2 separate regions of the Homo sapiens genome follow, and region 1 is linked to region 2. Evidence: chromatin contacts called from ENCODE Hi-C or POLR2A ChIA-PET data. All regions are on one chromosome and are shown on one strand. Each heading gives the region's core, a stretch centred on a gene start or an enhancer-like site at or near the end of the contact. The rest is flanking DNA. Distances are from core to core; before and after follow the strand shown. Region 1 has its middle 61 kb from the start of ARHGEF3. Region 2 overlaps ARHGEF3 (Rho guanine nucleotide exchange factor 3).

Region 1 (2,700 bases), core at 116-2,615, 110 kb after region 2:
ATGTAGGCAGAGGGGCTGCTGCAGTATGAAGCGCCTGTCACCAGTGAGTGGTGGTCAGTGCCAGGGTGGTATCTTCCCTTTTGGTGCCTTCTGCCTGGGACTTTGGCCATCAACTTCAGACTGGGGTGGGACATGGAGGAGTCTTAGGGGCCATCTAACTTTGAAGAAGTCAAAGGATGGCCTTAGATTGTCTAGAAAGCTTGGGGCTGGAAGGAACTGGAACCTAATCTATCATCTAGGTTTGGTAGAAAACCAACACAAGCTCCTCAAATGCTCAAAATTTAAAACCTAGATTGCCCAGGTGAAAGCATGCAAAAGAAACAGTCTTCCTAGCAGGAAAAGCAAGGAAATTTGAGCCCAATGGAGGCTTGGGGGCAGTGGCTAAAGCAGAGGCTTCAAAGTTCCCTGAGCCCGGGATTTTCTCTCTTGATACATTTACAGAAGGGGCTATGGATCTCCCACTTCTTAAATGGAACCTGAGTATAAAATGTACAAGGGCCTGGGGACTGAGGGCTGGGGTCGGAAAGGCCTGGATCTGCTGGGCCCTCAGGAGGCTGTTCAGGGCCTTGCAGGGAGCAAAGAGTAGAGTCTGCCACTGCCAAATCCCAAAGATCCTGCCGGAAGCATCCCCTCTTCCCACAAAGCTATAGAATGTACCTCAGACTCTTCCTCCTTTCTCTCTTCTAAAAGTGAATGAAGCCTTCTAACCTGTTGGTTTTTTTTTTTTTTTTTAACTCTCTCTCTACCAAATGTCTTCAATCTAATAAGCAGCAGCTCTGCTTCCACTGGTCTATAACCTATAATAGTTCCCAAATGATCCCTAAAACCTATACACAGCAACAGGATGCACTAAAATAATGGGGTTATCTCTGGCCAATCTGCTACAAAGGCAAAAACATAGATGCTAATCCACAGCTTAAAATGAAGGAGCAAATGAAAGAGTAAGCCCCTGACCCTCCCCACCCACCCACCTTTTGGGACTTTAAAAGGAATGGTATGGAGGTAAAGGCAGGGTGAGGGGAGTGGGAGGGGGAGCAGGGTCAGACTGCCCTTCTGTAAGTGTGAGAGATGCAACAAAAACCTTGCAGATGACCTCAGAACCAACCAAGAACCTCCCTACTCCACAAATCCCCCTACTCCAATGCCTACTGGTTCAGCAGAACCCAGGTCTGTCGAACAGCCAACACCAAAACATTTTTTAAAAGGGTGGGGAAATACTCTTTCCCTGAATCCCTGCTCTTGTTCCAATGGCTAAACAAAAAGCTTTTATCAGGATTATTTCACTGGGCGACATGGCACAAAGAAAGCAGTCCATTTGCAGTCTGAAGGTCAACAGGGCTGCTCTTGTTTCAATTTGTTGCTCCTCTATGAGGCCAAGGCTGAATCTGGGCCCCCCTCCGCCTGGGAACCCCCATGCCAATGTGCATTCCCTTAAAGTCTCACACAGGACGAGGCTGCTGCAGGCGGCTGACTGAGACTGACCAGCAAATTACACCTCTTGCCTTCCCCTTGACCCTGCCATTAGATTTTTTATTTTTTTAAGGTCAATGAAAATGCTATCAACACTCCTCCATTGGAAAATGTTTGTGGTTGCAGCTGAGCATGCCTGTTACAACTGCTGACAAAGGATTCCCAACTTATAGGACGCAAGAGTCAAATGCACCCCCTTAGCAAACCTCCCCTAGCTTTTTCCACTTCATTTAGGCTGTGTACCCTGGGCTGATTCATTAGAATTCTTACATTCACTCCTACTCATTTGAAGAGTTTGGTTTTGTTTTTCTAGTGACTCACATCTGGTGTGCTTTAAAAAGGCAACCTAATTAAAGACCGGTCTTGTTTGCCATAAATGAAATGTTAAGTGTATACAGTGGTGCCCCCTAACCATGTCTTCTAACATCCAAGGAGTTAGAAAGAAGGACTTGAAGAAAGATGGTTGTGTAAGCAAACTCAGATACTGATCTCCTATTATTAAACCAACACATTTACCTTTTTCTTTTTTTTTTTTGAGACAGAGTCTCACTCTGTTGCCCAGGCTGGAGTGCAGTGGCGCGATCTCGGCACACTATAACCTCCGCCTCCCATGTTGAAGCAGTTCTCATGCCTCAGCCTTCCGAGTAGCTGGGATTCAGGTGTGTGCCACCACACCCAGCTAATTTTTTTTTTTTTTGAGACATTGTCTCACTGTGTCGCCCAGGCTGGAGTGCAGTGGTGCAATCTTGGCTCACTGCAACCTCTAAATCCCAGGTTCAAGCGATCCTCTCACCTCAGCCTCCGGAGGAGCTGGGATTACAGGTGTGTGCCACCATGCCCGGCTAATTTTCATATTTTTACTAGAGATGGGGTTTTGCCATGTTGGCCAGGCTGGTCTTGAACTCATGACCTCAAGCAATCCACCCGCCTTGGCCTCCCAAAGCACTGGGATTATAGGTGTGAGCCACCACACCTGGCCATTTTTGTATTTTTTAGTAGAGACAGGGTTTCACCATGTTGGCCAGGCTGGTCTTGAACTCCTGGCCTCAAGTGACCCACCTGCCTCAGCCTCCCAAAGTGCTGGGATTACAGGTGTGAGCCACCACACCCGGCCCACATTTACCTTTTAATCCTCTGCCTGAAAAACCGATAGCACTCAAAACATCATGAACCTAGGGAATTTGGCACTGGAAAGGACACAATTCATCTATATTATTTTATATTTGTGGA
Region 2 (2,852 bases), core at 1-2,500:
AATAGTGCTGGCTCCACCACTCAAAACCCCAAATTTACATATTTAAGTATTTTAAGTTACGTTAACCTGAAGCAAATGCATCTATGCTTAAACCTGCAATGAAAAGATATTGCAAAACTGCTGCATATTGTGCTTCTCTGTTTGTGGGAGAAAGTTTCTACACATTTCTAGTCCAAAAAGTCATCTTTCATGTTACAGAACTTTGATGCAGCTGAACAAGAGGGAACTATTTTAGGTAAAATAATTACAGTGTGAGCCATGGATTTGGTACCCTTGTTGTGAGAGGCCATCATAAGAAGTGATTCAGAGGCTCTTCTAGATAATGGATGTGGCAGTATTATTAACTGGGCCATCCCCACTTTTTCTTCTACTCGACAGAAGGCGAATCTCAGCAGAAAGTTTTATTTGTATTATCCACTGCCTTGAGGCTGAGATTGTAGGAAGAATCCAACATTTTATCACTCCAAATACAACCTGGTGAAGTTAATTCATTCTAAACCACTTCTCAGCCCCACAGGTACAACAAATAAAATTATAGGCGCTGGCTGTGTGGAAGAGTAGGTAAATGGACCGTTTCTAATTTGGCTCTATTAAGCCATCATGCTAAAGAGCTATGATGCACAGAACACTCTTTCACTTCCATCTGGGAAGTCAAACTGTCAGCAAACATTACATTATTAAAGGAGTACAAGTTTGTAACGATATTTCAGGGTCTACTGTGTTTCAGGATATAGGGAAACAGTGGTCAGGCTTTGAAAGCTCCCTCCACCTGGGGCTGCTTGGTAAACTGAGGACAAAGCAGGTGGAGGCACAACCCTGAGCTGGATACTCCAAGGATCTCATCAGATGATGCACACATGAAGTGCTCAGCACAGCCTGGCACAAGCACTTAAACAAGCTCTTCTATACAGGGTAATATTATCAGAGTCATTTAGGGCAACTGATACAGAAAACTTACCGGGAATGAAATTAACTGGATTCTATAGAAAGGAAGTTTTCCATGAAGCTGAATCAAAGCTATGTAAACTAAATATTTTAAAATAGTCTATAAGTTGCTAACAAAATATAACTAAAATGATTATTTTTGTGAACTTCAGAATCCTAAATAGACACTTGGTTTCATCTTCTTGTAAATTCATATTTTCACATCAGTTTCTTTTTAAAGTGGGGGCCACACCCTCCCAGCTGGTTTCTGGTTTCTCAGTTCCTTCCCCAAGGTCAGACACTCTTGTTTATCCTTCTGCAAACGCAATGAAGAATTGATTTGGAGACTAAGGCGCAAATTCCAGCATGGCTGACGCTGCAATGCACCTTTGTTCCAGACACACAGCCAGCTCCATGGGCCCCGAGCCTACCTCCTGACGTTTGATTTCCTTGGATGTAAGCATCTGATTGACGCACACATCGAAGGTCTCACTCCACAGCTTGCTATCTCTCCGTTTCGTGCTCGAGGGGGCGGCATTTCTGGACCAGGGTCGGGGGGCGAGGATGTCAGGGCGGCTCTCACTGCGGAAGCTAATGGAGCGCTAAACAATGAGAAAAACAAACCATCACGGGGGCAGCGGCAGGACTGGGTGGATCTTTGAGCAGTTTCCTGTCGTTGACGGAACATAAATCATATATGTGAAAGAAAAAGAGGACATTGCCACAAGGCCTTTGGGAAGTGGGGCATTGTCTTGAGCCTACGTGCTAAGGAAAATTGGACAGGGGGCTGCTTTGGAACATGTGCTGGGAGTATCTGTTCTGTGTGACCTGGATACCAAGTGGACTATAGTGCAAGCACATATCAGGCCAAACTCACGCATGAAGGCAGTTCTTGGATACGTGATGAGCTCTACTTTTTTCCAGTGGACATCTCCCCTCTTTAAAAGAACCAGAGATAACAATAGTGGATGGCCTTTATTTATTCAAACATTTGGCCAGTACTCCTACTCTCCTCCTTCTATAAATAGAATCCCACTAACTTTGGGTATCCTATTACATATAGTTTTGGTGGGCACCCCCAGACCTGACCAATAGAGTATTCCACCATCCTAGTTCAGGGATGGGCATGTGATTCCCTGAAATTTGTCACATGAGTTACGGGAGAAAGGAGGAAAGAGTATTCCTTTGGGATTGTGAGTTCAAGAGAGAACACAAGCAGGGCCTTCCAGCAGCAACTCTCCCTAGTTACACAGAAGCATCTGTCTGCTACAGGAGAGAATAAAGAGACCCAGAATGAAGGATGGAGTGACCAATGGAGGCAGGAAGGGAGCAAGCTTTACCAATACTGCTTGAGCCTCTGGATCCCACTGTGCCTGAAACCAGAAAGAACCACCCTTAGACATTTTCATTACATATAGAAAGACATTTCCCTTTCTATTATCTCAGTTGGGGTTCTGTCAACTTGAAAAGTCCTGACTAATACACATACTAAATACCATCTTTGCAGCACATGATTCCTGTCCCTGAGGTATTTTCCTATTTCCCAAAGAGGCCGCAGAAGTCCACCTGTGTGACTTAAACATGCTACCAAAATGCTTTTCATGACAAATACAAATGATCCAGAAGAAAGCTGAGTGCATCATTTTCAGTCTTCATCCTAGAAGATTTCATCACACTTATTGGAGACTTTGCCAAAGCAATGAGGTTGCTGTGCTCCAAAACCACATTGTTATTTAGGAAGTGTTCCCTGCCATGGCTCTCTGTGGCCTTCAGCAGGAAGTTTCAACTCCTCATCTTGGCACAGGAAGTCTCTTGTAATCTGACCACAGTCTCCATATTTAGGATCCCATCCTGCCACTCATCCATGAGCCTCCATTTCTCCAACCATACTAGGCTATCTGTCATTCCCTAAATATGTCATGCTTTGC

What was found. Hi-C counts contacts between places; a loop is a spot of excess contacts on that map. ChIA-PET counts read pairs that join two places held with the same protein, here RNA polymerase II (POLR2A). Pooled maps may share reads with other maps.
Region 1: a pooled map shows a loop between it and region 2 (4-fold over the local background). The contact joins two enhancer-like sites. A Hi-C loop is called at or near these places in 10 of 50 pooled maps. POLR2A ChIA-PET finds 5 or more read pairs at or near these places in 5 of 52 experiments (CD4-positive, alpha-beta T cell, K562, PC-3 and 2 more).

Annotation. Positions count from the first base shown.
Region 1 is chr3:56,861,151-56,863,850 of GRCh38, forward strand. It overlaps a transcript of ARHGEF3 not described here. Among named protein-coding and RNA genes, the nearest start is that of ARHGEF3, 61 kb to the left of the region's middle. Within about 2 kb of position 1,366, at least 5 of the 41 ENCODE cell types and tissues checked have a DNase peak (open chromatin) inside an H3K27ac peak, as active enhancers do.
Region 2 is chr3:56,753,626-56,756,477 of GRCh38, forward strand. ARHGEF3 (Rho guanine nucleotide exchange factor 3) reads right to left here. Exons shown (of 10, transcript NM_019555.3): 3 at 1,356-1,526. Among named protein-coding and RNA genes, the nearest start is that of ARHGEF3, 47 kb to the right of the region's middle. Within about 2 kb of position 1,251, at least 19 of the 41 ENCODE cell types and tissues checked have a DNase peak (open chromatin) inside an H3K27ac peak, as active enhancers do.